Linked DNA regions of Mus musculus: regions 1 and 2 are each linked to region 3. Evidence: chromatin loops called from intact Hi-C (ENCODE). Cell type or tissue: left cerebral cortex. All regions are shown on one strand. Each heading gives the region's core, and the rest is flanking DNA. Links, peaks and the distances in the headings are about the cores only. Region 1 has its middle 37 kb from the start of Ptgs2os2. Region 2 holds the start of Pla2g4a (phospholipase A2, group IVA (cytosolic, calcium-dependent)). Region 3 overlaps Pla2g4a (phospholipase A2, group IVA (cytosolic, calcium-dependent)).

Region 1 (10,392 bases), core at 817-8,816, 340 kb before region 3:
CAGTGAGAACTTCATTTTGATGAATGCAATCATCTTAGAGGCTTAAGGCCATCCCTATCAACAACCCAAGAGTGTAAAGACAATACCAGGTATTTAAACTGTAACCTCCTTCAGCCTAGGCAGGCTGGTTCAGACTTATGCCACTGAGGCAGGGCCACCTGCAGTGCTGCTTCTCTGACTCACCTAGTTTCCTTTGATGTGATACTGCCTGCCACCTGCCGTGAGGCTGAACCAGTTCTCCAAGAGTTAACTGCAACCTGTGAATTTGGTGACTTTCTGCTAAAAGGCTGTGCTGACAACTTAGCATCTCAACATCAAGAAACTTGGCATGACAGGGAATGGGTTTCCCTCTTTATAAGTGCAGACTTTTATTAAACATCTGAGCCTTGATCAGAACATTGTCTTGGATCCATTTCTCTCTCCTCTGCCTAGTTTCCCCTCTCTTTTCAGCCCCGGTTTGCCTCTCAGGTGTAACCCAGTTCATGTTAGCCACGGCCTGGTTTCCAACATTAAACTTTTCCAGGAATGAAAAAGATCAGGTACGTTATCTTAGACCTGAAAAGTGCATAATGGAAATGAATTGTGGCTTTTGAGTTTAAAAGCTCCTCTCCTCTTTTAACTGTTCCACAGTCCCAGATCTGACAGTATCTTAAAGTCATCTGACTAAAGTCTCCATAGAGTCCTAGTGATCTTTCCCATGGTCTCAAACATCATAATACATTCATACACATATAAAATATAAATAATTGCTAAAGTTCAACTAAATTAATCTTAGTTTCAAAAAGAATAGTTTGAATTTAAATTCCCACAAAATAAATATAGTAGGCAAATTAAACGTATTTATTATAGTGTATTTCTTTTCGTTTTATATTTTGTTTTGTTTTGAGACAGGGTTCATTTGTGTAGTTTTGGCTGTTATATAACTCACTCTGTAGACCAGGCTAGCCTCATATGCACATAGCTCTGTTTACGTCTGCCTCTCGAGTGCTGGAATTAAAGTTATGTGCTACCAGGCAATTTGTTGGTTGACTCAGAGTCTTGGCTGGTGTGGAACTTCCTGTGTAGACCAGGTTGGCCTTGATGTTGAAGTTGAATTGATCTAACCCCCGCTATGTTTCAAGTACTTGGGTTGCAAATAGAGGTCTCCAGATCCGCACTACAACATATTTCAAAAATATTTACACTAGATAGTCTTAAGTTTCAAACCTGGGACAAATGGCTGAGGTGCCTATTGAACATATCAGAGTGGACTGCACTGGCCTGATCCTCCCAGCATACCTCAGTCTTTACCTGTTACAAGGTATGGCTGGCATACTCCACAAAGTCCCCTAAACTTTCCAGTCCAGGGGCTGGGCTGACCTTCCCCTAGAGACTTTTCCAGATACCCAGTCCTTCTGGTTACCCACCTGTTTTGTGCCTTTGACCTCCTAGTGGCTGTACTTGCTTTCCCTCTCTCTTTCCTCCCCCTCTCCCCACATGGCTCAGAGTCATGTTTACTATGCTCTCCTACATATCTACAATAATATTTCTTCAACACCATACCTTAGGAGTCGTATCCTTTCCTTTTCTTTTCATTAATTTTGTTCATCCAGCTAGGACCATATAAAAGTCCTGAAACTTGCTGTTACTTTTTTTTTCTTAACAATTATTTCTTTGTTTTTATTGTAGAGTCACATGGGGGAGAGATAACTAAAATTAAGAGACATTTGAGGGATTGGAAACCTAATCCAGTAGACGCTTCCTAAAATATGTACATATATGAGGGTCATGTAAATGAAATCCCCAAATAGTGGGGGAGGCAGTGCTCCAACTGGTCATCTCTTGTCCCCAAATGCAGCTTCCAGTCCTGGAATTGGGTTACAATTACTTGAGTTGTTGGCCAAAGAGGTGTCATGGAAATCCCCCAAAGAACCCAGGCTGTTGGCAAGACAACAGGTTGCTCTCTACAAACTGACAGAAGGCCCCTTTACTGATGACAATGCCTACATAACTCATTGGAAATGGAGAAGTCAGACTGCTGCCTGTAGAGACTCTTTGCCCCTATGGTACAGTGTTTTTGGTATAGGAAGGTAGTCTGTAGACTAGCAAAAGAGAAATACAAACACCAAGCCAGCCACACAATCTCTGATCTACAATTGTGTCTGTTAGCTTTCAAACCTGGGGCAAAATGCTGAGTTGTCTACTTAACATATCAAAGTGGGCTTGGCCATCAGGTTCTCCCAACATCCCTCAGCTCCTACCTGGTACAGGGTCCTCCTGTCTGGTGTATCCTGCTGCTTTACCCCAAACTTCTCCAGCCCAGAGACTGGGTTGTCCTTCCCCCAGAGGCTCTTCCTATATAATCATTTATTCATTCACTCATTCAGTGTGCTGCCTGCAGGGTATGTTAGAGCAATGGAGAAACAAAGCTTGTGTGTATAACCAACCAATATCTGATTTGACTTAAGGTCAATTCCATGTGATTCACAATCGACATTGCTTGGGAGACAAAGAATCAGAGACTAACTAGATAGCCAGGGACCTAGGGCAAAACCAAACACTATTGATCTACATTTTTTAAAAAATTAATAATAATTGCCTCCGAATGATATTCTGCTATACTCATAGATCAAGGCTTTATTCAGTCATCATTAGAGAGGCTTCCTCCTGCAGAAGATGGGAACAGAGGCACAGACTCACAGCCAAACATGAGAGAGAGAGAGAGAGAGAGAGAGAGAGAGAGAGAGAGAGAGAGAGAGGAAAGAGACTCTGAAACACACAGCCTTAATGGGATGTCTCCATCAAATCTCTCTTGTCAGAGCATGAGCAAGATTCATATGAACTTACAGACACTGAAATACCTTGCAGAGGTCTTTACCAGGCCCTCTACACTTAATGTATGACTTTCAGTTTAGTGTTTTGATGGAAGTCCTGAGTGTGTGTGCCTTCTCTTTAACTCTCCTGATTGTTTGTCTTGTCTAACATCAATGTGATAGTTTTTTTTTAAACCTTACTATATTTTATTTTGTTATATTTTGATATTTTATATTAGAAACTGGTTCTTTTCTAATGAGAGACAGAAAGGGAGTGGGGTGGGGGGAGTGGGAGAGGAATTGGGAGGAGTAGAGGGAAAGAAGACTGTTATCAGGATAGTTTATGTGAGAATAGAATTTACATTCAATGAAAGAAAAAAGATTATAAGGAAACATTCCTTTTTCTTAATCAACTGCACTTGTATTTTATTTAGAAATGATTTCCTGTTCCTGCCTCCTGTATCTCTTCCCTTCACCGTATCTGTCTACATGGGCTCAATTTACATGTATGCCAATGATTTATTTGAAACGTCTATTTGAATATATCCTTTATTTATTTTATCAGTTACATGGGATTTTTTTTTCATTGCGACAGAAGGAGTAGGGATTTTCCAATCTTTAATCTTCAAAAACTTCCCTTTAAATTTCTTGTAATTCATAGTTGCAATGTGGGATAGCCCCATGATCCTTTGATATAAATGACACACACACACATTAAAAGTCACCCGGTAAGATGTGTTCTCGTAGTCACCAAGATCTTTCTCTATGCTTGGTGATTCACAGTAACAATTTGTTCAAGCACCAATGAAGGAGAAGCTACCTAGGCTGACATGTCTTTGAACCCAGTGTAAAATGGCCTTACAACTCTAGCTGTCATGCCAACAATTCTATTTCTCATTGTTTTAGTTTTCTATGATAGTGTAGGCTTTATGGTAACATGTTTTCTTTTAAGATGCCTTATTCTCCATGAGAGGCCTGACTCTAATAGATACCACTTTCCATGGTAAGGTCTCTTCTGTTTGTTTATTTTTGTTTTTCTTTAACATTTTCTTAAAAATAAACTTTTAGAGAAGATGAATTCGAAGTTCCATGAAAAATTTGAATTTGTATGATTACATTACTCCTGAATTATTCTGTAATGCTTTCTATCATGATCTACTACTTATTAGAAGAGATCAATATAATAAAGATTTAATAAAGTTCCATGTTGTTATTAAAAAATCTTTATGGACTTTTTTTTAAACTAACTATAGAAACCATAACTACAATGTAGCCTTTATCTCAAGGGGTTTAGCATTCTTTTGATGAATTGCATTAGATTTCTCCAAAATCCTAGCTGCTTTGGGAATGAAATCAGAATAGAAAAGTATTCAAAACATTGAATATGGTAGAATTTGTTAGAGTCAGACCAGGGCCTGACTCATGATGAAGCCAAAGATGTCTTCCTAACCCAACGCTTACATTTAGGTCCCCAGGCCTGTGGACCCCCACTACCTAAAAACTGTCCAGCCCTCCAAAACACTTATCTATCCTAAATTTAAGCAACAGTGAGGGCTTTAGCATGTAAAAAAACTTGAGGCCACTCACAGAACTAAGATAAATTGATGTGCAGAAAACAGTGAGTCCAAAGCCTTTAGAAGAGAAGAAACACAGAACACAAACAATTGTCCTCTTGTTTAAAAAAATGTTATCTTAAAAAGCAGAACCTAAGTGTATATCATGACTCTCCAGGAGAGGGCTGTAGTATGCTGTATTTTTTTCCTCAAACAATATGATCTTGGGACATTTAATATTTTTAATGCATCAATGAATACTTTTTGGTAAAATTGCTAGGCGTCAGTTTTTGTATATCTAGCTATGAATTCGCTATGGTTCAGAATATAGTGTATCTCTGCTTATCATCTGTTCCACACCACTTAGCATCTTAACAAGGCATTGTAACTAAATCACAGGGAAAGGAAAAGATAAGAAAAATCAGATTACTTTTGCTTGTCACTTGTAGCTCTAGTTTCTGAGCTGTTTGAACTTGGAGAATAAGTCCTTTATTTGATTGGATAGTCAATATAATGCCCCTTGGCCCTTTTCTACTTTCCCCAACACTGTCTTTCCCCTCTAGTGTCATATAGGAGTGATGCTGTTTCTATGGTAAATTCTAGCCTACTGTCCATAGCTGCTAGAGTCTAGGTGACTGTCTGACTTAATTTGGGTCATCAGGAGTATGATACTAGGATGAAAAGAAAGAATAAAAAAGAGAAAGGAAGAAAGGTTGGATTGATGGAAGGGAGAGAGAAAGGGAAAAAAGAAAGTAAAAAGGAAAGTTATCTACTGATTAAACCTCCATCTGGGGCTCCATCAACATCTCTAAATCTATAATGTTTCTGAAATTTTCTAGGGAGGGAAGACCACAAAGAAAGCCAAGGAACCACAAATAGAAAGGAGGAGAAAACTTTTGGAGATGTCCAATAAATCACTGCATTTATCGTGACTAAGAACAAAAGAGAGAATTTTAAAAAAATTATCTTTAATCTTTTTTAAAAGTTGAGTCATTATCCCCCTCCTGTTCCACCCTCTGATAGTTCCTCATCCCATTCCCCAACCCCCACCTCATCCCTGTCTCCCAGAGGATGTCCCCATTCCCACCCCTACCCTGCTAGGCCTCCCCACTCCCTGGGGTCTCAAGTCTCTCCAGGGTTAGGTGCTGCTTCTCTCACTGAGGCCAGACCCCGCAGTCCTCTGCTTTATATGTGTCCAGGGTCTCATATCAGCTAGTGTATGCTGCCTGGTTGGAGGCTCAGTGTATTTGAGGTCTCAAAGTTCAGGTTAGTTGAGACTGCTGATCTTCTTATGGGATTACCCTTCTCCTTAGCTTGCTCCATCCTTTCCCTAGTTCAACCACAGGGGTCCCCAGCTTCTGTTCATTGGTTGGGTGTAAGTGTCTGCATCTGACTCTTTCATCTGTGTGTTGAGCCTCTCAGAGGGCAGCCATGCTAGCTAGGCTCCTGTCTGCAAGCACACCACAGCATTAATAATAGTGTCAGGCCTTGGAGCCTCAAAAGGGAGATTTCTTATTTTTGAACACATTGGATCCTAAATATGAAGTATGTATAACTTTTAAAATGTTCACAATTTGATAAAGAAATTAAGTAAATGATATCCTTTTTAGTGGTCAAATTAGTATACCCAGGATTAAAACAAACCCCATTCCTATTCCAAGATGTGTACTCTTAGACTCCAAAGTATATAAAATTGCATTGTTGTGCTAATAGTAAGGAGCTGTGGAGAATACCTTTATATAACTTAATTATTTCCCTAGGAAGTTTGTAAAAAACTAAGTTCACAAAATGTATTATTCACTTTTAATGAAAAATATTTGCTTATTTTTATTAGTTTTTACAAAGTTAAAATGAATAAAATTCACGAGAAAAAAAGATTTAATACAAGAGGTAATTCAGTAAGAATGTTACCTATTTAGTAACATTCAAATTCACTTCTAGTAGAGACAGTGAAAATAATCAGGCATTACTATTTACTAGAACAGAGCTAGGAAAGCTCAGGGCTAGTCTGCATAGAAATTACTTAGGACAATAGCTGAGACACAGGAATACACAATGGCCTAGCAAATAGGTGGGTTAGTGGAAGGGAATCCCCCGGTATAGGTTTCTTCACTAGGCCCAGAGGAATAGAATAATCAGGTATTTACTAAAGAAGCCCTGGTGGTGGGTTTAACAATAGAATGCCTCCGAGCATTCACCTGGCTCATGTGTCATGGCCTGGTCCCTGCTACATGTATTCTTTTTGTTTTGTGTCAATGAAACTTGGTGGATGTGTTCACCTGGCCTTTCTTGTTTTTCTTCTGTATAAAAAAAAAATCTGGTGTTCATTTGGACAAAACATTCAGATCCACACTCCCTTGTGTTGGGTCTGTTTGTCACCTCATTCTCGCCGGCTCCATCTACCTGTTGGAACTCCTGATTCCCACGGATTGAGGGGGGCTGACTAGGCTGGTGCATGGCAGTTCCTCGGGTGTGTTAGGTTATTCAGGGCTTGCTGTGGTAGGAGTACTGGGTTCTTGTGGTGTCAAATTACATTGGCTTCTGTTGCTTAAGGTTTTTTTTTTTTTTTTTTTTTTGAGGTAAAGTATGGGCACCTTTATCCTGTGTCCTTTATTTATTTTTATTTATTTATTTACTTATTTATTAAGATTTTATTATTATATCTAAGTACACTGTAGCTGTCTTCAGATGCACCAGAAGACGGTGTCAGATCTCATTACGGATGGTTGTGAGCCACCATGTGGTTGCTGGGATTTGAACTCAGAACCTCTGGAAGAGCAGTCAGTGCTCTAAACCACTGAGCCATCTCTCCAGCCCCTGTTGCTTATGTTCTTTTGCTTGCCTTTCATCATCTGATTATCTCTGGCATTTAACTGGCCTGGGTGTCTCAGATTGGAGCAGGAATATGTCCTGTGGATTGACTAGGACAAAACCATTCACATTAAACAGATTGCAAATGGTTCTATGATCAATGCGGTTTTCTTAATGTCATTTTAGAAGTAAGAAGCCATTCAATGACAATGAGGGGCTACTTAACCCACTCCATATCCAACCAGGACCCAGAGATACAGTTCTGACTGTGTCATATATAGTTTCACAGGGAAAATATGGATGCCAAAACTTTTCGCCATTACTTGCCTTTTCCATTTAAGTCTTCTGGTTAAATAACACATGGAACATCCAGCCTTTCTTTCTAGCTTATTAATTAGCTGGACATAATTTTTTATTTTTGTTTAAACCAAAATCAATCAAAGAATATACATTTTAATAATTATTAGAAATAGAAACACTGGCATATGAAAATTAAGATGATAACACACTGAACTATCATATTCTATAAACACAGGTAAAAGCTTGATATGACTAATAACTTGTTATAATTAAAGAATGCAAATAATAATTTAAAGGTTAAAGCATTTCCTTAATATAAATTTATCCTCATTCCTCATAAAACTGAATATGAAATTACTATGGCCCTTTCTGATCCGCACCTCCACCTGCACCCATGGCAGATTGGCATGTTTGCTTCCCAACCCTACAATCCTGTCTATCTCCAGGAGGTCTGCTTTCTAGGGACAAAGGTGAGACCCTTACCCTAATATACATGACAACTGGAACCCACACAGAACCCAAAAGTGGTGGGATCTATCCCCCTCTGCTGGATCCCCTTCACCCTTCCAGTCTGCACCTCCACCTGTACCCTTAACAGATTAGCATAACTGCTCAATGACCCCACAGCTCTGCCTGTAATTCCATGTGAACTGCTCTAACCAGGGCCAGAGGCAGCCTGCTCTAACCAGACAGAGACAGAGGAGGTCTGTTCTAACCCAACTCACACAGCCCTACTTGCCTTTGAGGAGGGTAGCTGTGATGCGTGTGCGAAGGTCAGAGGACAAACCTTGCAGGAGTTGGTTTTCATTTAGGCTCTGAGGATTGAATCAGGTCTCTAGGCTTGGTGACAAGAACCTTTATCCACTGAGCCACCTCCTTAATCCCTAAAGACCCTCTGCTCAGTGCATTGTGTATGTTTTGTATCTGCCATATTTAGAACTTTCATAGCTGTAGTTGGGAAGCTGGGCTCTTCTTTGTAAGATGAGAAACCGAGGTATTTTCAAAGATTTACTGAAGATTACTCTTTACTTCTTGAACATAGAGAAAAGCACTGCTCTGCAGTTGTAGGCAGGCTTCCTTCTGAGTAGTAATATTTACATTTTCAAGACTTTGTCATTTCTATTCTGAGGAATACAACTTGAAACTGAATTTTTACTTTTTCTGATTAAGCCTTCTGTCTTCACATCCAGATTAGGAAACCATTCTTTGTAGCTGAAGATTATAACATGGAGCTGACTAATGTTTAAAAATAATAAAGGCGCGATTAGGAAATCATCAGACACAGAAAATGTATGGGGTTTTCCCCAATATGCATCATGTTGACTTAATTGATGCTCAGAGTTCAAGAAGTTGGGGTGTGAGGTCACTTCATGAAGTAATGGTTTATTAAGGATTTGCCTGCAAGAATATACATGGTTGAAAGTTATACAAAGGACTCTGGAATTTTTTTTCTTTTTTTAAAGACTGTGATGGCATCTGGCTTTAATGCACAAAGATGCTAGAGTTAGTCATCTGTATGGGTGGTTTATCATGATGGAAGAACTGATATGGCAATACAGGAAGTGGATGTGTAAACAGGTTTTATTGCCCTACATTTCCTTGCGTGCTCAAGAAAGTACCATTTGTCTTTCTCTTGCCCAGTGTGTACTCCCTACCGTGGTTTTGAATGAAAACTTTTTGGTTTACACAATATTCTGATGGAGAAAGGAAGGCCCAGATGGTATTTTTATAGGGCAAGCCCTTGGGAAATAATATGTTAAAAAATACTATGAGCTCTCTGGTGATGTAGCTCAGTCGGAGGCTGCTTGCCTAGCATGCACAAAGACCTTAATTTGATTCCCAGGGCAGCATGGAGCCCATATAATAGGATATATTTGTTTTTGTTTTTTTTTTAAATTTTAATTGGATATTTTATTTATTTATATTTCAAATGTTATTCTCTTTCCCAATCCCCCTCCCCAAGAAACCACCTATCCCATTCCCCTCTTCCTGTTTCTATGAGGGTGTGTTTCCACCCATCCACCCACTCCCACCTTCCCATCCTGAAATTCCCCTAAACTGGAGCATCAAGCCTTCACAGGCAGGACCAAGAGCCTCTTCTCTCATTGATGCCCAACAAGGCCATCCTCTAGGGAGGTAGAGGCAGAGGACCAGAAGTTCATGAGTTCATGGTCATCATTGACTATGGTAAGTTTTTTTTGTTTGTTTGTTTGTTTTTTATTAGATGTTTTCTTCATTTACATTTCAAATGCTATCCCGTTTCCTAGTTTCCTCTCTGAAAATCTCCTATACCTTTCCCCTGCCCTGCCCCCCAACCCACCCATTCCCACTTCCTGGCCCTGGCATTCCACTGTACTGGGGCATATAATCTTGACAAGATCAAGGGCCTCTCCTCCCACTGATGGCCGACTAGGCCATCCTCTGCTATATATGCAGTTAGAGACTCAAGCTCTGGGGGTACTGGTTAGTTCATATTGTTTCTCCTATAGGGTTTCAGACCCCTTCAACTCCTTGGGTACTTTCTCTAGCTCCTTCATTGGGGACCCTGTGTTCCACCCAATAGATAACTGTGAGCATCCACTTCTGTATTTATGGCAAGGTTTTTATGATAGCCTAGGCTACTTAAGACCCTGTCCCAAAGAAAGCAAAATACAAAATGCCAATTAAAAACAAACAAACAAACAAACCTAAGAGGTCTAAGAAAGGATCATTACAGTTTAGACTGGAGACCCCTCAGCTATAATGTAGCATTAAGTGAATCATTAAAGTATAAGAGAAAGAAACAAACTTTAGTGTGAAGGTATGCCCATAGGAATAGTTTTTCAAAACAAAATATAAAATAAAGAAGAGAAAACACTTGTCAAGTTTTGAATACAAAGAATACCTATGATTAACTAAAAAATTGATTCTCTTCCTCCCAAGTATTTACTTATGTG
Region 2 (10,392 bases), core at 844-8,843, 100 kb before region 3:
GTGCTTGTTGTTCAGTCTCTACTTCACCCCCTAGCCCGCCCCTCACCACTGTCCACCCCTCCTAACTCCTCAACCCCCAGCCCTCCCTCCTCCCTCTCCAGCCCCCAGCCCCCCTCCCACCCCCCCCCCAACTCCTGCTGGAATTCTCATGCATGTCTTTCAAGTTTCATGGGCCAATTTAGATTTCTATGTGCATACCTCCTGGTTCTTTTGTCTGGAACATCCCTCCCATATTTGGTTTCCTCCTCCAAGCCTCAGCCAAAATGTTACTTCCTTAGACAGGCTTTCCAGGACCACCATAGCTTCTAGAATCCATCTTGTTCTCATCTAGTACCTTTCAAAGTCCATCATCTAGGATGTAGGTCCAGGAAGACATGGAGCCTGTCTGTCCTGGCTGTTTCTCTCTCTCTCTCTCTCTCTCTCTCTCTCTCTCTCTCTCTCTCTCTCTCCAGTACCTTCTAAAATGCTATTTCACTTTACTCTTTTGCCCCCCATGGGTTAAGGAGGATCATCTACTGATTTGAAGGTTGATCTCTGCTAGTAACCCCACAGGGATCCACTCAGAAATGATGTTCTCCCAACAATCTGCTTTCCCAATAACCCCAGACTAGTTGATACATAAGGTTTATGTACCAACACAGTAGTACGTGACGAGATATTTAACTTGGCTGTATTATCAATGCTTTTCTTAATGGGCCACCAACAGGAAAAACAATTGGATTATTTTACTGATTTGTGTGTGTGTGTGTGTGTGTGTGTGTGTCCACTTGAAGAGTGCATGGTGTGTATATGTATATGTGGGTGTTTATATATGTTATAGGTATATACCTGCAGGCTAAATTTGATATCTACTGCCTTCCTTGGTCACTTTCCACCTTATATATTTCTAAAAGTAATTTTATTTTTTTTCTGTCACTTATGTGTGGATGGCCTAAAAGATATGAGATTTTCTGGAGCTGAGATGTAGGCAGTTGTTTGCTGCTCAACTCAACATGGGTTCTGGAAATCTAGCATTAATTCTCCGAAAGAGCAGCAAGGGCTCTTGAGCCATTTCGCTGACCCCTCCACCTTATTTATTTATTTATTTATTTATTTATAGGCATGATCTCTTAATGATCTTGGAGCTCACCAACTCAGTAGATTATCTGACCAGCTTACTCCAGAAAGCTACATGATTCTACTCTCCAGTGCTGTGGTTGTAGAAATGAATTGGCATTAATAGGGATTCGAGGGACAAGGACCCAGATCCTCGTGCCTCCTTGGCCAATACTTTTAGCAACTGTGTCATTGCCCCAGACACTCATTTAGCTTATTTGGAGCAAGTATCAGTCTCTCATTAATTAAATGTTTCATTATTTATTTTTCTATGTTTACATTTACTCCTATTAAAATTGTGTCTATTATATGAAATAATATATTATTCAATATCTTGCACATGCATGTGCACATGTGTACTTCTGGATGTAGGACAATAACTTTCTAGAGTCAGTTTTCTTATTCCATCATAGTGTGGGATCCAAGGATCAAACTTAGGTCAATACATTTGTAGTATTTTTTTTGTTTTGTTTTGTTTTGTTTTGTTTTGTTTTTAAACCCACTGAGCCAGTTGGACAGCCTTGGTTTTTTTTGGGTTTTTTTGTTTGTTTGTTTGTTTGTTTGTTTTCCTCTCTCCTCTTTCCCCTCTCCCTTTTCCTCTTTCTCTGAGCCTAGGGCTCATGCAGCTGTAGGTGACCTGGAACTGCCTATGTAGACCAGACTGACCATCAATTCCCTGAGACCTGCCTGCCTTGGTCTCTCTCTGGAGGGCTAAGATTTAAGGGTCATCCCATGACCAGAAATTTTTGGAAAAAGCGGTTTGCAGTATATATTTGTTGCAAGTTGTCACATTCTTTTTTTTTTTTACTTTACTTACAAAAATAAATGGGATAACTGTGGACTTTGAAGCCATGTGATAAATAAAATGAAATGAAGTCCTGGCATGTGACTATTTTTGTTATTTGGGTAAAAATCAAATTATCCGTTTTGTAGTGTGTCTAACTGAAGAAAAATGACATGAATGTAAAGAATGAGGATTTTTCAAAGTAGGTGCTGAGGCCTGATCATGTATTTTAGAGACTGAAAAGTAGAGAGTTCCTGAGCTTGCAGGCAGTGGTGTTATAAACATACATATAAGAATTCTGTTATTATCTTGGCCCTAGGCAACTGATGTGCTAAAGAAAAACCTTCTAGTGACATCTTTCAAGGCTTGGCTACTTGAGAAATACAGGAAATTTACTCAGAGATAATTCTTTCTACTCAGAATTGCCTCAACACAGAGGCAATGGGCTTAGACTACACACTGTCGTCAGCACATTTAAATTCCAACAGCATAAATATTTTCAAAACCCTGCAGTGCCTGGAAGTCCTTCTGTGAGATGAGTAATGGGGTTTGTGCCCATTGTGACAGAGTCACTAAAATTGGACAGGAATTCCCTGCACCAAATTTAGAGGGATCTTGGAGAGCAAAAAACAACTCGTGAAATTGTTGCTGCAAGTGGATAGAAGGAATTAGGGTAACCTAATTCCTAACCCAAGTGTTGGTGAACACAACTTACGTGTAGCCATATTTTCTGCAGTGGATTACCATATTTATCTTAACTTCGTGAATCTGTCTATTCATACCACATAAACTTGTACTTTGTGATAGAATGGAGGTGTCAGATTTGCCTTTTACTTTACTCATGAATGGAAAAGGAGCCTTTAAAAGTGTAATTGCTAGGCCTGGGTGGCATGTGCTTTTGATTCCACGGAGGTGGTGGCAGGAAAGTCAGGCGTTCAAAGTCATCTGTTGCTAGCCAGTTCAGTTTGAGTCCAGCCTTGGTTGCATGAGAGCCTGCCTCCGACACCAAAAAGGAGTAAATTATGAAACGAGAACAAAAATGCATCCCTCCTTGGTTTATGCTTCAGGTCTTGCCTCCTGTTTTCTGCTTTGAATTTCTACTCTGACTTCGCTTCCTGATGGACTGTCAGGACCTGTATGCCCAAATAAAACTTTCCCTTCACAAATTGCTTCTGGTCAGAAAAATTTATCCCAGCAATAGAAAGCAAACAGAAGAAGAAAAGATGTGCTTTTAAGAAATATTGAGGATATTAATTAGGAGATAAATGGTGGCGTTGTAGAGAGGAAGGGGCTCTGCTAACTGCCTTTGATATGGAGGAAGCCCTGAAGGCATTCTAACCAGGGTACTTAGAGTAACAGGATTTCATGAATTGTCAGGACGTCTGTTTGCCTTGAGATATGGCTTCACTATGTAGCATAAGCTGACTTTGAACTCATACATGTTTTTTTTTCTACTTCCCACATGACAGTTGTGAGCTACCACGCTTGTAATAGATACAACACTTTCTTCACATAGAAGTTATTATATGCTTCAAATTAGATTGCAGATTCTTCCTGATTTGTTGTTACTTCTACGTCGGAACTTATGGGTTCTATTCTCTGAAAGGGCTTAAACAACTCAGAGGCTTTGAGTTTGGGGAGAAAGGCTTGAACAGGTTTGCTTTTCAAGGTTGTCCAACACTGTTCAACTGTAAAATGTATATGCGTTTTGTATTTGCGGTTTGTTTAAAACTTCACCTTTTAAAGACTCTAAAAATTCTCAACATAATGCATTATCTTTTCAACTTCACTTTTAGTCTTTTGGAAAAAAGAGGAAGTAGTGACTGCTTAAGGGCAAGCAGCAGCAGCAGCAGTCTCTCTCTCTCTCTCTCTCTCTCTCTCTCTCTCTCTCTCTCTCTCTCACACACACACACACACACACACACACACACACGCACATGCACACACACACACACACACACACATGCACACACACACATAGGCACGCACATGCATACCCCCAGGACCAGTTAGGTCACATGTTTTTAAAGCATATTTTCATGCACACCCCTAGGACCAGTTAGATCACATATTTTTAAAGTATATTTTCTGACTCGAAAGGCCTGTTTCTGAAAACTAAACATGTCCATTTAGAATGTTAGTCTTCACCAGAGGAGCTCGCTTGAATTCCACCTTAACATCCACAGAGACCAGCCCACTTCTTAGCCCCTCCTACCAGCCGGAGAAGACTTTCTAGAAGTCGGAACTGTGAAGGGCTCCCGACTGAGAGCCAGAAGGCACAGAGAAGCCTGAGGATTCTCATTTAACTCTGGGAACTGTAAGCAATGCATTTACTCTCCCTGCCTGCTTCCTCTTGCACTTTCCATCGCTATCCGTGGGCAGCTTCCCAGGAGGAAGGCAGCCACGCGTGCTAAAACTTCACTTCTTTCACTCCTCTGCCTCTGGGAAAGGTTCACAACGCAGGCTTCAGTTTCCTTCTAAGTGAGGAGGGTTTGGTTTCCTGGGTCTAAGAGCAGATTGGAATAAAGGTATAGGTTGTTTCCTTCAGCGGGTGCTGGGAAATTGAGTCTTTATAGAGAAGTGAGTTGGCGCGCCTTTGTGTCCCACGTGATGCTACCCAGTGATTCCTGACTCCTGAGTTTGAGTGCTGCTTGTAAAGATGTTTAGGGGCAGTTTGGTGACTCATTTAAATTTTAATTGATAAAAAGAGTTATGTTCGCAGAACATTCCTGGGTATTTAATGGGCTGCTGTGTGATGTGACTTATAACACTGAAAAACTAACCTTGAACTAACAAGCACCGCTGCTCTCAGGCTTTGGGTAACTTGTGACAGGACAACAGGTCAAAACAGTTTTTTGGAAAATATTCTATCAAGTTGCACACTTGTGAATATCATTTTAGAACTGAGGTTCTAAAATCTAAAAGATGGAAGAGTGAAAGGGACTTGGTTTTGAAATAAATGACTTAACATCTTTACTTCTTTTACAATTTGTAATGATTTAAATAGATTCATCACTTCAGACACTTGGTTATGAAAAATGCTCCTGATGTTAGCTGTTGGTTTAAACTGCTTTCACTGAAGGCTGGTGGAGAGCAGCATTAGAGATGTGCCACTTAGAAGGGGTGGATTCGCCCGGCATGGTGGCGCACGCCTTTAATCCCAGGGAGGCAGAGGCAGGCAGATTTCTGAGTTCAAGGCCAGCCTGGTCTACAGAGTGAGTTCCAGGATAGCCAGGGCTATACAGAAAAACCCTGTCTCGAAAAACAAAAAACAAAAAACAAACAAACAAACAAACAAACGAAACAACAACATAAAAAGAAGGGGTGGATTTTAGTATTATATTTGGGATTCTAATTTGGGAAAAAGGAGTGTATTTTGTGTTGCTTCTGTTTGTTGAATACATTTGAAATTGCAGTCAAAGAGATTCACAGAGAATTTAATGAAATAGACCTATCCAGTCTGAAATTATATCACAGATATAGTGAGACCTGGCCAATGAAGCTGGTCTCTGTTTTCATTGAGCTCACGAAGAGTTAAATTTTAAATTAAGCAATAATTGTGAAATGCATAGAGAAGTTTAATGGCCTTCTCTCAAAGTTTTACAAAACTTCCTCTAAGGAAAACATATTTTATGGGAAGAGACACTTTCATTTTAACTGTATACGTTTTTAAAATAGCATTTTATATTTATTTTTAAATAGAAAAAATAAAATTATGAAACACATGTCTTAGCCTCTCATAAGGTTCATGTCAGAGAACTAAATTGGCTTGTCTTTAACCCTTGTCTTTCCTACTGTTTTTTCTAGTCCTGAAGCAGATTGTTCGATTGTTTAAATATTAATAAACATGCTTGAGGAGTAAAAAAAGAGTAAGAAAAAAGTTGCCATGTTTGTTTTCCCTTCCTTTCTGTATATCACCACATCTCCCCACAGTATGCCATCATGCTGGTAAAATTATATATATATTTATATATACATAATATATATTTCTTTTTCTTTCTTTTTGATCTCTAACTCCTTTACAAACATTTTGAGGACTCAGGAGTTCTCCTAAGGTAATGAACACATGCTTGTCCAGTGCACACAAATTTGAAAGAAAGAAAGCAATTCACACATTTGCCAAAGACATGGGACATTTCATAAACCTCTGGATTTTCTTATCATTTATCAAAGTTAAGCAGCAAACGCTTTCACATGTGAGTAGGAGCTGCCCCACTGTCATACTGAGAATCTCAAGGGGCACTTGTTCACTGATAGCCACTCTAAGCTCCCTACTACCATGAATAGAACCACTTCCTAGAAAGCTAGTGACCTAGATTCTAGACTCAATTCCAACAATATTCTCCATGAAACATTAGGCCTATCATTGTCTTCAACTTTTGATGAGTCTTTTTGCTTAAACACAATATGCATAAGGGAGAAATTGATGCAAGTTTTTCATTGGATTCTGAAGTATATCTATATATTCTGCTTTTGTCCTAACTTTCTGAACTGTATTTCCCAGATTGATCGTGTTTTTTAATATTATTTTTATTACAAAAATAATTCACACTTATTGTCAAAAATCTTGTTAAATAATAGAAAAATTGCAAAGAACAAAATAAAAAAATACATACTTATTCTCCTCTAAGGAGTTAATTGCTTTTAAATGATTTTTGTCTATTTATTTACTCTGTTAATATTTATTGATTATCTAGCACACATTACCACATAGGGAAAGAATCCATGTATTTTCATTACTTTATGCTTTACACATTTTCTTTTATACTATGAGTATAAAAGTATATAATACTATGAGTATTATATAGAATCTACTCATAAACTCACAAATTTAGGAGTTAGATTTTATATGGCATTCTCCTTTGATTTATGATTTTATTAAAACATCTTTTTTAAAATAATTGTGACTCTATATTCATCCATACTTTTAGCAAATACTATTAAGTCTCTGCTCTGAGTCATATATCATGTAGGGGATGATAACCTATGAACTAAAGATTATGAGCTGTCTTCAGTTTGTGGATATGTTGAACTGACCAATTGTACATTATTGAATATTTAGATTGATTGTAAATATTAATCTAGAACCATTATATTAGTTTGTATAGCTCAGTATGATTCAGCCTTACAAGTGCATTTCTAGATAGCAATGAGATCATAAACTACCTAGTTACTTAATCTCCATATTGTTATTTTTTAGCTGTAAAATAGGAACAAAAATAAAATTCAGTATGCTGACAGTTCTCAAAACATTTAACAAAATGGCACTGAGTACTAGTTAATCTTTGCCATTTTGCTTTGGAAGAGTGTATCCATTCTTAAGGAGCTTGAGTAAGCTTAAGTAGCTTAAGTATTGGAGTTTGCCTCAGATAACATTGAATGGTATCATTCAGAATAAGAAGAGAATCCAGTCATTCAGACAGCTGCTACCTTATTTACAGTTGTATCTCTTTCTTAACCAAGTTTGGCAAATGTTCAGAATGGTTACTTATAAGGGTGTGTTCCATGTGACTTTAACAATTTTTTTCTCAGTGTTAACTTTCAGCCTAGCAAATCTGAACAGCTATAGTTCACATTATCAAAAATCTTTTAGAATCCTCATAGATCTTGGAGAATGTCAAGGGTCTTAACAATACAGGTGTAATTCCAAAGTAGAAACAGAAATCCTGTAGACACTTTTCCTTATTTTTTTTTTTTTTTGGAGTTCGTCTCAGTGTTTTATGGAACTTCCCTTCACAACAGATGGTAACGCACAAGAACGTGAGAGCAAATCATGTTCTCAGAGAGTCATAGTTCAACAAAATTGAGGAAATGCAAGAGAATTCTGAGATGCCTCAAGATTTCTGTAGCATCTCTCACAGCACTGGAGACATCCAGGCTTGCTTAAGAGAAAGTAGGGCAAAGGCCAAGAGCTTGTTATGTGATGGCTGCCAATAAGAAAGTTTGTAAAAAGAATGTCCACGTTTGTTTGTCAGTAATCAACTTTGACCAACTCATCATCTTTTACATCACTGGGATCAAAAAACAAAGCTGGGAACAGACCATGATTAAGGGGTTCTTCTTAGAGAAGGCAGCTAGCAGAGAAAGTATTCTTCCAATCTTTTGATACCATCACCTCTGTGTGTGTGTGTGTGTGTGTGTGTGTGTGTGTGTGTGTATTGCAGGTGGGGCTGCAGCATGCTTTTGCTGCTCTTGGTGTGTAGACCTCAGTGTTTTACTGTTTGTGACTCTTAATCCACGCATAGTAATCTTTAAATACAGTTTCCTTCTCTTCTTAAACAAATGTAAATAATTCAATGCTGACGAGAAGCAGTTTTGAAAACCTGTACTACCAGTTTAATCGTTTAATTAATTCAAATGTCTTTACAGAAACTCAACAGGCATTTGTTGAGTAAGCTGGGACTAAAAGACAGTAGACAAGGCAGACTTTATCTTTCTTTTCTTTCTCATTAGCATGTGCAGCTGTGAACAATTTGCTTAGTCTTCTACTCCTTTGCTTGGCCTTGGAGTCTACAGGCAATTTTATCTATTTTAAGTAAAGGGTAGGTTTTGAGTTAGCAGAAAGTGTCCCAAATGTGTCTTTTTTTTTTTTTTTTGCATTCTTATCAAATATAGAAAACTCGTGTGTCTGCAAAACTCAACTTATATTTTCTTGCTCATTTGTTTGTGTTTATGAACTATTTTGCAGTTGTTTAGTTTGAAGAAAAATGTGAGTTCTATTATGTCCTATTTATATAGTGCAAATGGTTTATAGGAAGGCTACATAAAAACTTTATTCTTAACTGAGGCTGGTAATTCCAGCTACTTGGGAAACTGACACAGGGGTTAGCAAATTCAAGGCCTACTTGGGCTACACATTAAGGGCCTTTGCTTGTCAAGCATTCACTACACTGTAGATTCTTCCCCAAACACTGAAAAAGCAAAAACAAAACAAAACTAAACTAAAAAACAAACACCACAAACAGAACAGAAAATTCCATTCATTTTTTGTTTTTTGTTGATGTTGTTGTTGATAAACTGACTTAGCAGAGCACTACTGTTGACATTTACAGATATGAAAAAAGAAATTTGGGGGCAAATCTCTCTCTGTACAAGCTTGTGTTCATGGTATCCACCTGATATACTTTGTATACTTTTTATTGAAGCAGCCAAGTTGTTCTTATTCCCTCTTCTTGATGTGCCTTATTCGTGATTGTTAGCCTTCTCCAGCTGGGGTTAACAGAAAATCTGTAAGAGGAGGCTCAGCACAGATCGTGGTCCCAAAGCCCAGTCCCACAGAAGCTCATTGCTCTGTCCTCACCAGCTGCTCAGTGATTGACAGGACACTGCACCGACATCCCAGAATGACTGAAAAGATTAGCTTCAGATTTGTAATTTCAGGGTTTTTGAACTACTTAGTATTTTGTATAGGCACATAATGCTTTAAAGAAAATAAGGCATATGATATTTTATCAAATCTACAAAATAGACATATTAAAGACTGATTAATTTTTTATGAATCACAATAAGAAATACTTATTTAACGGAAGGATTTACATCCAGGTGGCAACAGAGAAATTTTTTTAGACTATGTAGAGTCTTAAGGTTCTTTCAGTCTCTGATTATGCTGGACAGTATAAGGCATTTGCATTTACTCTTTGTAGAACAAAGTGAGAAGTTTACTTTTCCATGCAATCTAGAAGCTTACAGGCAAGAAGACAGATGCTTCTTGGCAGGGCTTATAAACTTCAATTACGAACTATTTTCAGTATGCACATGCATGACTTGGTCATAAGCAACAGCCAATGCCTGGATGCTGGGTGCAACTCCGTCTTTAGAAACATTAGGTCAGCAAATAGCTTTAGAATTTCAGCCAGTGAATTGGCACACTTCCTATTTGCACCACACTTCATACCCACAGCTTTGACAAGATAAGCAAGTTGAATGCAGTGTAAAAGCATCGAACTGGTTGTTAACCCCTGGGCGAAAGATATGTCCTTGTTGGATTCACAGATCTGAAATTTCAGAAGATACTACTCATTTGGGGTCATCTAGGGGAAGAAAAAGTGTGTATTAAATTTTTTAGGTTCTGATGTTTACTTAAGGAAACGAAAAGGCAATCGATTCTGTGGATTTTTTTAACCCGTATTTTATGCAATATTTTGAAAGCATTGAGAGAAGTAATTTAGAGAAATTATGTGAGAATTTATAAAAAATCAATTTGGAGGAAAATGCATTAAGATGTATACATGTATAACGATATAGATCATTAATACATACTATTTCATCTATAATTATGGTGTTGTATTAACAATCAACTACTTATTCTGTCCACCATAACCTTAAATAGCTTTCTATATCCTTTTCATCCCACTGTCATAAAGAAAAGGGGGATGATTTTAAAATCAACTTAGTTTATGAAAATAGATTAAGGAATAAAAACCTGGCATTTTTATAATTCATGGAAGAGAGTTTTACTCTCACTGTACAATGCACATTCCCAAAGAACATCTTCTAAGTATTGGTAGAGTCCT
Region 3 (10,392 bases), core at 1,501-9,500:
TAACTTTAAATGAAATAATTTACTTGCTCAAAGAGTTGTTTGATGTGGGAAATTTTACTACTAAAGTGAGCTATGTAAAGATACCAGAGATGAGTTCAGATAAATCCAGTCAAGCTCTAAAAACATCCTTATAAAGAAAACAGTGCCATTTTCTTAAATTCGCTTACTAAATGCAGCCAAAGTAGGACATACCAAAGCCATAGAGACAGACAGGAGAAAATGTCTAAGGAAAGAAAAGTGCAGATAGCAAGCAGCAGAGCAACCCAAAGTGTATGACAACTGGGGTGTGTCTTTTTTACTACCCGCCTCTGCTGTGGAACAGAATTACTGCTGTCACAGTTATAATAGGAAAAGAAAAAAATCACATTTTGAGTATTTTATTTTGTTGAATTTTGTAGTTATAACTAATGCCAGTAAAAGTGAAATTTAACCTCTCAGGAATTTACTAACCTTTTCATTATGTAACTGTCCATGCATCTGCTATTTATGTGAGCTTAACAAATATAAAGAGAGAAATATGGGGAGCTGCATGCCACACCCCTTGGTTTTTTTTTTTTTTTTGAGCTTGCGTTTTCCCAAGTGGTTCTTGTGAGTAAAATTGCTAAATTTGGATCTAGTGTATTGAAATTGAATAAAAAAATATAGTCTTTTCTATTTGCTAGCAAAGAAAAAGAAAAAGTCACTACGAAGCATAGTTCACATGAACCAGCAGAAAGTCTGATTTTTCTGCAAATATTAATCACAAGAATAGTTGTCAGGTTTCACAAATTAGATGCATTTCCCCTGGGAAAAGGATGGTGAAATGTTAGACCAGCTTTTACCACTATGTTGATATTAAGGCTATGTAGTGCTTCTTAGCTTTCATGGCTGGTCTTAGTATGCTTTGAAAAGAAAAAAAAAGACAAATTATTCACATACTGGAAACCGACAGATGGTTTTCAGTGTTGGCAAAAAAAATCAGAAGTTAAATAAAGTGAGTACTTGTTCTCCATGTTCTGGAGACTGTTTAGTAAGTAGATCATTTGTAGATCTGGTTTTGTCCTTTATTCTCTTTCATAAACACTATTTAAAAATATAATCAAGCAGTTATTAAAGTTACAATGAACTCATAAAAGCCCTTTCCTTAAAACTAGGAATTGATAAATTTACATTAATTTTGTTTACTGGGATATTATTTCACTCAGTGATACATTTTTTTTTAAATTAGCGAATCTGGTAAGTGTCCACTTACAACACTAAGGCTAAAGTTCCAGGGAGACACAGTAGTCCTCCTCCTGTAGTTTTGCTCTGATCACTTCTCCACAGTTAAAAAGGAATGCGACCACCACATAGCTCTGGTTGGCTTGGAACTGGCCTTGAACCCGGAGAGTTCTGCCTGCCCCCACCTCCTGCGAGCTGGAATTAAAGACTTGCACCAATACTCCCTCGTCTGCCCCGTAAATTTAGTTGTGAATCTGATCCCCAAGATGTCTCAATGATTTTGTCTTCTTCCCATAGAAAATATTACAGCAAAGCACATCGTGAGTAATGACAGCTCCGACAGTGATGATGAGGCTCAAGGACCCAAAGGTGAGAGAGCGAGAGCTTCTGGGAGAGTGTGAGGGGAGGAGGGGAGAGCATTGTCCATCCAGTCCACCTCTATGTCTCTAAGCACTGATGACCTTCTAAGTCCTGAAGTGTCAGCATGGGGGCTGTCCAGAGGCAGACAGGACTGTTGCATAGAACATGAGAGGCAACACAATCACACCTTTCCCTTGCTTTTAACGTCTCACATATATGTACATACTCCAACAAATGGGCCTGTCTGAGGTGGCGCCCGTACTGAATTCTGTCCAAAGCCTGATTAACGAGCTGGGACCTCTTAGTGTGGAAAGCGGGATTGGGGAATATGTTTAGTGTCTTTAACATTCGTGAAAATATTTACATTTAAATAGTCATTCAGCCACGTGAAAGGTCTGCCTGGGCGCCTTAGCGTTCTGCTATGGTCAGTAAACCAACTCTAACTAAGAACGCAGTGGTGAAATGTGTTAAAATTATCAAGACTTGTTGCACATTTGACCTGTGGGTATCAGGGATTCATTTTGCATTGGGACACAGCAGCGAGATATCAGTTTGGTGTGGGTCAGAGTGGTCAGCAGGACATTTGGGATGAGGATGAAGGTGAGGAGGATGAGTGAGGGTGAGAGATATTGGTTGCCGCATGGTATTTGTTGTTAATGAAAAAATGAGAAGATTCTATATGTGGACAACTTTCCAACAAAACAGTTGATAAAAATGCACCCAGTAGTTCACACATACATACACACACACACACACACACACACACATCCCAATTATCACTAAAGAGTAAGATTCTGTTCTCATAGCCAGGCTGCTCTTATGTCTTTATAAGACAAGTTTATGCAAGGCTCAGAGCAGTTACCTCACCACAGGATGTAGCTGCTCCTGACCATGGCATAGGGAAGAATGTGCTGTGCCTTACACACACACACACACACACACACACACACACACACACACACACACACAGAGGGGAGGGGATGGAGCAGGAGAGAGGGAGAGAGAGAGAGAAATAAAATAAAAAGAAGAAATAAAACAAAAAACAAAAAAGCAGCCACCCTTCTGTCATCTAAGCCTTTAGCAGGATGGTGCCAAACTAGGGTTCAGTGCTGGGTTACCGATTTGACTGTTAGCCCTGCTTAATAGCTGAAGCCCTGGAAAGACTGTAGGAAACATACCTTAATTCGAAAGTCTTCATTTAAAAGTTCAAATTTTACATTTGGCTAGTTGATCAGACTTGCATTTTTAAATTTGTTTTTGATGAAGGAAACAAGCCAAGTACAAAGGGGCCCTATGCCCTATGTCAAGTATTTTGAGAATAGTTAGGAAAGGTCATGAAATGGATGTAGCTGATTGTTACTTACTGAGTAAATCACATAAGTGACCAGGACATTTAATCACGATTCAGCAGTAGCCAGTTTTTGAGGCTGAGAAGTTTAAGAACTTTGAATTTGCTGTTTTTGTTTTAGTTTTGTTTTAAGTTAGAGGTTGACACTGTGAATATTTTTTTTATTAGTTCTTACTGTTCTTTTAAAACAAGCATTTTAGGTTCCATGAAAGATGGAACAGATAGGTCATTTTGGTAAATCTCCTGCCCCATACTCTCCCAGACAATGTCCCCTCCCCGCCCGCACTATAACTTGTTCCATCAGAGTGGTACTCTCTGTTACATGGATGCCCTTCAGTGGACGTGTCCTGGTCTCTAATGCCCAATGTGGATGATGCACTAGAGTGTCACATGGAGTCATTTTACAGCTCTCAAAATCTTCTCTACCTAACCATTGGTCAGCTGGGGAAAACTAATTCCTTTGCTCCCTCCATACTGTTGTCTCTCCCTGAATGGTATATAATTGGAAACATGCCGTCTGAATCTTTTTCAGGTCCATTCCTTTTTTCTCTATAATGAAGAGTTTGGTTACTCTGATGTCTGCTTACGGCTTTATGTGTGTTTAGTATATATTTATTGGAAATTGTAGAAGTTGAATATAGATGCTCATCTTTCAAAACACACAAGGTGGTGGTGGGTGTAGTGAGTTGGCTCAGCAGTTAAAAGCACTAGCTGCTCTACCAGAGGCCCCTGGACACCTGTGGCAGCTTACAACCATCTGTAATTCCAGTTCCAAGGAATCTGACGCCCTCTTCTGGCCTTCTCAAGCAATACATGTAAATGTGCAGACAAAAACACCATAAAGTACAAATAAGTTTTTTAAAAATTAAGAAAAATAACCCATGGGGCTGGAGAGATGGCTCAGTGGTTAAGGGTGCCGAAAGCTCTTCCGAAGATTGTGGGTTCAAATCCCAGCAACCACATGATGGCTCACAACCATCGGTAATGAGGTCTGATGCCCTCTTCTGGGATGTCTGAGGACAGCTACAGTGTACTTACATGTAATAAATAAATAAATCTAAAAAAAAAAAAAGAAAAATAACCCATTAATACACAGAATTTTATGTATGCGTGTATAGTTATTCACTTGGTTCCTAGATGCCAGAGCAGAAGGGTTCTGCTCAGGTGTTCTTTGACACTGATAAGATTATGCTGCAGTTTGCCAGCTGTAAGACTTTCTATTCCCAGCTGGAATCGAAGGCCAGCCGCTTCCCTGAGAACTTTACCCTGAGATCCAAATCACAATAACTCTCATTATAATCCTGCGCGATTGACTTCCTAATGAGGAAAGGAAGGCTGGAAAGTGGTTCCTTCAAACTCACTAAACGTGGAGAGGATTAGAACACAGAATGAGCCCTCCCCTAGAGTTGATCTGGGCATAGTTTGCGAGGAGGAAATCATTTGTCATTGCTTCTCTGGACCACTGGTGAATTTTAAAACACTTTATATCATTTGTTTAAATTACAGAGTTTTAAATCCCCAGACTTTATAAGCAGGTCATAAGATCGATGCATGAGAGTGTTTATTTATCAGCAGTCAGATGGTGGGTCTGCTGTCCTGCCTAGCTTTGTGTAATTCTTGGATGTTTATTAAGCAGGATATGGACTCTTAGGAAAAATTAGAAAACATAGGTGGTAGTATGAAGTAATATGGACTCTCAGTGTGTGTCTGTGTTGTGTGTGTGTGTTGGATGAAAGAGAGCTAGGGAGAGGGAGAAGGAAGAAAAATTTTTATGTGAAAAATTTAAATAGATCCAGAGGTTTCAGTGAAGAATATAGACTGACCTTGTGTGTAGGTAAAAGGTAACTATGAGGACTTGAAAACAAAAAACGACTGGGCATTTATATTCTGTTATATTATTTTATTTTATTGCACAAAAGCCCTAGAACTTTAGTTTTAATTTTGATGATTAACAAAGCTAATAATAGCCAAAACCTGTACATTTTGGCACGTGTGTAAATATTTGGCATGTGGCATGTTCCTCCCCTTCAGGCACCGAGAATGAAGAAGCTGAAAAAGAGTACCAAAGCGACAACCAAGCAAGTTGGGTCCATCGGATGCTAATGGCCTTGGTGAGCGACTCGGCTTTATTCAATACCCGAGAAGGACGTGCCGGAAAGGTGCATAACTTCATGCTGGGCTTGAATCTCAACACATCATATCCACTGTCTCCCCTGAGAGACTTCAGCTCTCAGGATTCCTTCGATGACGAGCTCGACGCAGCGGTAGCAGGTATGTAAGCCGTCTAAGCTACTTCAGGATATCTTTAATTTTAATTGGGGAGAAGCATTGTAATTATGGTCAACATTTAACTAGACTCAATTTTAAGAACATTGACTTGTGAGAGACATTACTACTACTGCTACTCCTACTACCACCACTACTACTACTGCTACTATTGAAGAAAAATACATTGGTTAGGTAATGGCCTAGCCATGCTAGTATAGAAAATATTCTTTGAAATACTTTCTTAATTGATCAGGGTTCCCCTAGAGTCAACAGGAAACCTCTACCGTGATAATTATAGAATAGTGTAAAGTAGGGAAATAGGTGCTTCCAGAGTTGTTCCAAGGATTAGAGAAGCAAGTCCGAGGCTTCCAGGAGTGACTCCAAAAAACACCAGACTCATTCCCCAAACGCCTCCACAGTCGTGCCTGGCAACGGAAAGAGAAGAAGCAGCACAGCTATGTCTCATTTCCTCCTTTCTATCCCGTGGGCGGGCCTCTTTGGAAAAGGCCAGGTCTCTACAGATGGGATCTTTGAGGATGCGATGAAAGTTCTCTAGGCCTGGCGCCCCCTTGTGGTAACAGGGAACGTGCAGCACAGGGGTTGGAGTGGAGCCTTCTGCAGTGCCCATCTGGACAGGGAAAATTCCTCTCCAGTTTTCAGGCAAGACTAGGAAACCTTGTGAAGTTGCTTGGTTAAGAATCTAGTCACTTTCACACTTGTCCCTAAGTGAAATTCCCAAGTGTAGTAACCTTTTATTCTTCAGTTCCCTGTGACTTACAGATTAAATGTTACGTTAGCCTTGCTGGTAAGTTATATGGGATACATCTTTTATATGGTGGCCTGAAATTTTCCTCTCAATCACCCCATCATCTTATCTTAGTCGTCTAAATATCATTTCTTAATCATCTCTGTCTTAAGGTCATTACTATGATGCTGTAAAACTTTAGATCAGATAAACAACAAAACTCCCTGAAGCTTTCCCATTGCCTTTGGAAATTATTATAGGCTTCAGAATTTGTTGTTGGTTTCTGTTTGTTTGACTTTAAGGGGAACAAATGTTGCATTTTGTATTGCGTGCACGGCCTTAAATTCTTGGATATGAGTTACATTTTTTCTTTATTTCTTTATTTCTTTTTTCAAGACAGGGTTTCTCTTATAGCCCTCGCGGTCCTGGAACACACTGTGTAGACAAGGCTGGCCTTGAACTCAGAAATCTGCCTGCCTCTGCTTCCCAAGTGCTGGGATTAAAGGCGTGCTCCACCACTGCCCGGCATGAGTTGCTTTTAATTATACATTTATTATCCCCAAATCTATGCAGATTATCTGTAATAAAAATCTAATTGTGATAGAGTAAGTTTACCCGAACTAAAAATGGATTAAAACATACAGCTGGAAGCATTATTTTTCTTGTTTTGTGACTATACTGTTTGTCTTAACTGTCCTGTGGTAAATGCTTCTTCTGAAACTCGTGCTTTACGGTGACTGCTGACAGAATCAAGCAAATCATACTCATAGCTGTTAGATCTATAAAGGACCTTCAGCTACTTAACTTTCTAGACAAAGAATATCAGAGAAACTAGTTCTGTTGTCTTTGTTCCAAATGGCTCAGCAAATCTTGGCTTGGGCCACAGGTCTCAGGGGCTGTTCTAAGTCTTCCCTCCATCACACACCACCCATCCCTGTGGCTTTATTAGTCATTGTTTTGCTGATGTAAGAATGGAAGTTTTCTTGGTGTATACTTCGTTTCATCTCTTTTTCAGTATCATTTTGCCAAAACAGTTCATCTGAGGTTTGCACTGCATACATCCTAGCAAACGTTCCCCACATTTCAAGAACTTCCTGGTAGTTTTATAGTATCCAATATGCTTTTATTTGTCAGTGTTAGGACCATAAGAGAAAGCACTGAGTTCCAAATTAATTTTTTTAATATTAAACAATACATTTATGTGTATATAAATAACACAAAAACATTTGGGACCTATGGAGAATAAGCAATCATTTGCTGCTTAAGTGAGATGAGAATTGAAAGGGGCCACCCTGTGTTTCGGTGACTGTAGGAATTATGCCTCTTTATTGTTTGTCTTAACAGTTGTTCTGAACCCTCACCTGGTTTCTTTCTTTCATTCCTTTCTGCACTCGTCCAGAGTTTAGATGCACTCGCAACATGCTTGGACCTCAAGATTCACCGGCCAGCGTGTTCTGTGTAACCTCTGCTGTTGTGAAGATTAAACACACTTTAAGGCCTTTCTTCCAGGAGCTCGTTCATGGGAGGATTTCTCTGCTTTGGCTATAATAACACGAATAGGAAAGAGAAAACGAGCCACTCTGAGGGAGCTCTAGGTCAGTGAGGCATAGCGATACACAAGTGTGGCCAGCCTGGGGTTTCCCCTTGCTGTGAGGTTGGGAGAATAATTGCTGTGTATATATCACCTTGTCTCATGCCTTTTCCCTGAAAAAATAAAAATAAAAACACTTATTAGCAATTTAAAGAAGTAAAATCAACATAAGGAATGAATCATTCTAAAGTGTATAGCATATACACTAAACATTTGTTCTTGAGATTTGTTTTAGAGTAGTACGTTTTGGTTATCTAGTTATGTGTCAGTGTATGTGCACAAGGAGGCAAGAGAGGGGTTGGCGCCTTGAGGCCAGACTTCCAGTTGTGCACTGCCTGATGTGGGTGCTAGGAATGAAACTTGGGTCCTTTGCAGGGACAATTTGTGCCCTTAAACACTGAGCAACTTCTCCGGCTTCAGTGTTTGAGAGGCTCTTGACGCGTTCCAACGGAAAGTTGGTTTCTGTTAATAATCTTGGAAAAAGGTTTATTCTTCCATCTCAGTAAACACTTCATTTAAATTATTTTTTAATGTGATTTGTGTTTACTTGATTGAGATACACATGTAAAAGTTCTAATTAGTTCAATAATAAATTCCTCCAAATGTATTATTTAGATACCACCATTGCTAGACATAATTGTGTATTAGGCTGAATTCACCGAGCTTGTTAGTGTACATACAGATGAGGGTTTTCCAGAAAGAAACCTTATCTTCTTCCCGTCCTGTAGGAGTTTTAGAAAAATCCCATGTTTATTGTGAAGGCTAAAAGGTTTATCACAAACTGTGATCCCTGTGGTTCAAATGAGTTTATTAAAATTCCTGTGTATAGCTCAGTGCATAAAGTCACTTACTGTCTTGTCTGACACCCTAAGTGAAACCTCCAAGACTCATATGACAGAACCAACTCCCTCATGTGGCCCTTAGCCTCTATACATGGGCAATAGCATGTGTGTGACCTCCCGTCTCACACAGAAAGAAGTAAATAACAGTAATAAAAAGTGAAACAAAACCCAAAATACCCCTTCTATAGTGTACAACTGAAATGCCACTTTTAAGATAGTGAGAAGATATTCCCCTCTTAATTGTACACATTCTTTATGGAACCTAAGGAAAAGTAAAGGCTTTACATTTTAGATTTTGTCCAATGTACACATTAATATTGGAAGAAGCTTATATCTTATTCTATGGCAACTCTGCTCATACACATTAAATTTTGAGTGACACAGTTTCTTAGTCTAAAATGAGTAAAAAGGTGCAGTTATCTCATACCTAGGACTTCAGCTTTCAGACATTTTGAAACAAGATAAATTATAAAATAATAAAAATTGCCATATTAGTTGTGTGTGAAATAGTTAATTGTCTGTAGAAATAAATTTTGGAGGAGTTATTCATCAGTCACGTGGCTTCTTTCCTGTTTACTTTGTGTTTATAGTGTTTACTGTGACACACATTATCTTGACTAACAAGTGGACATGAGATAATTCAGGCCAGAGTTCAAGACACAGATATCCAAATATTTGTCTGTTGTAAATTGAATCTATGTGATGGATTCATCAGATACGACATAACTCTTTAAGGCAGAATTCTCAACTGGCAGGTCACTACGCTTTTGGGTTTGAGCCTTTCATGAGAGGCATATATCAGATATCCTGTATAACAGATATTTACATTAAAATTCATAATAGCAAAATTATAGTTATGAAGTAGCAACAATGATTGAGAGCCAGAACTGTCTTAAAGGGTCGAGACATTAGGAAGGTCATGACCCACGGCTATAAGGAACCATTACTGACTTATAGCAGTGTTGTTTCTGTGTATGTCAGGGAACCAGATTAACTCACTCACAGGCTTGGGGAGTTTGTGTGCTTTCAATCACAGGAGCATGTTTGCCCATTGTAGTCTAAAACACATTTTCCACATATTAGTACTTGTCACATGATAAATTGGTCCTGAGTACAAATATACTTTCAAAACCTGATCTCCCCCCAACCCCCATCCCTTCCACATAAAATACTGGGAGAGCCTACTGAGTTTAGGTGCTACTCCGAGGGCTCTAATACGTTCAAAGCCAACTGACACTTAAAACCCAACCAGACCTTTTAATAGTTGGATATCTTCACCAATTAGTTGGCATAATTTCTAGTTTGTTATAAAGTAACAATGAATGGTAGCTTACTGTGGGGATTAAGAAGTTCTCCACACAAACCACTGTTATTCCCAGGGATGGCAAGGAGAATAGGAACATGCCATCTCCATGGCTATTCCTGTAAGATATTCAATTCTGACTTGCTGAAATCTGTTTGGTGATGAAAGTCTTATTTTGTATGCAGCACTATAGTTAATGATTCCCAAATGTATGCTGATGGCAACACAACAAAGGTGGCTCGGTGTCAGTTTATCTTGGAGGCAGGACAGTGGTACTCAGTCGCATGCCATTTAGGAACCCACCTAGAACATGCTCAGCTCCTCAGAGACAATCTTGGGCTTAAGAAAGGGAGACAGCTGGTTTTCTGACCTGTTTTTTGATGACTCTCTTAACTAAAACAAAAAGAGAAAACACTGGGTTTGCAAAGCCAAACTACTTATGAATTCTTGTGTTTTATTATGCTAGGAAACCTCTCTGCAGTAAACAAACATTGAACGTTGTGTTTACCCATGCTCAGGTGCTACTGATGTGTTGCCATGGAGCTTGAAGGCATTCGTGGGTCGTCTCTGTGCTCTCCAGTGGCTGCCTTTTGAACTATCTACTACAAATGACTTCAGTGTTCTTGACTGTATGCTGCTCTCTCCTTAACCTTTGTACGTCTATGTTGTCAGGTCTTTGAGGCAAGGATTCTGAAATTATTAAATAGACAATTCCAGAAATATTGGTTCTGTGGT

Evidence for each region. A loop is a pair of places that touch in the nucleus more often than their neighbours do. Peaks named below come from ENCODE experiments on the same cell type or tissue, not always from the same donor. Only the 100,000 strongest peaks of a DNase experiment are listed, where the experiment ranks them.
Region 1: a loop joins it to region 3, with 3 times the contacts of the local background. A loop is called at or near these places in 3 of 42 quality-filtered maps.
Region 2: a loop joins it to region 3, with 2.2 times the contacts of the local background. A loop is called at or near these places in 3 of 42 quality-filtered maps.

The regions. Positions count from the first base shown.
Region 1 is chr1:150,196,338-150,206,729 of GRCm38, reverse strand. No RefSeq gene overlaps it. Among named protein-coding and RNA genes, the nearest start is that of Ptgs2os2, 37 kb to the right of the region's middle. In left cerebral cortex, for the core only: a CTCF peak has its summit at 4,530 (motif pointing right); a DNase peak (open chromatin) is centred at 4,531.
Region 2 is chr1:149,954,995-149,965,386 of GRCm38, reverse strand. Pla2g4a (phospholipase A2, group IVA (cytosolic, calcium-dependent)) reads left to right here and starts at 4,097. Exons shown (of 18, transcript NM_008869.4): 1 at 4,097-4,196. In left cerebral cortex, for the core only: no CTCF peak of the experiment used is centred there; DNase peaks (open chromatin) are centred at 2,408 and 4,235; H3K4me3 peaks cover 774 bases; H3K27ac peaks cover 324 bases.
Region 3 is chr1:149,852,232-149,862,623 of GRCm38, reverse strand. Pla2g4a (phospholipase A2, group IVA (cytosolic, calcium-dependent)) reads left to right here. Exons shown (of 18, transcript NM_008869.4): 13 at 1,498-1,569; 14 at 4,940-5,179. Among named protein-coding and RNA genes, the nearest start is that of Pla2g4a, 100 kb to the left of the region's middle. In left cerebral cortex, for the core only: CTCF peaks have their summits at 3,730 (motif pointing left) and 5,742 (motif pointing left); DNase peaks (open chromatin) are centred at 2,407, 3,617, 5,656 and 6,806; H3K27ac peaks cover 1,637 bases.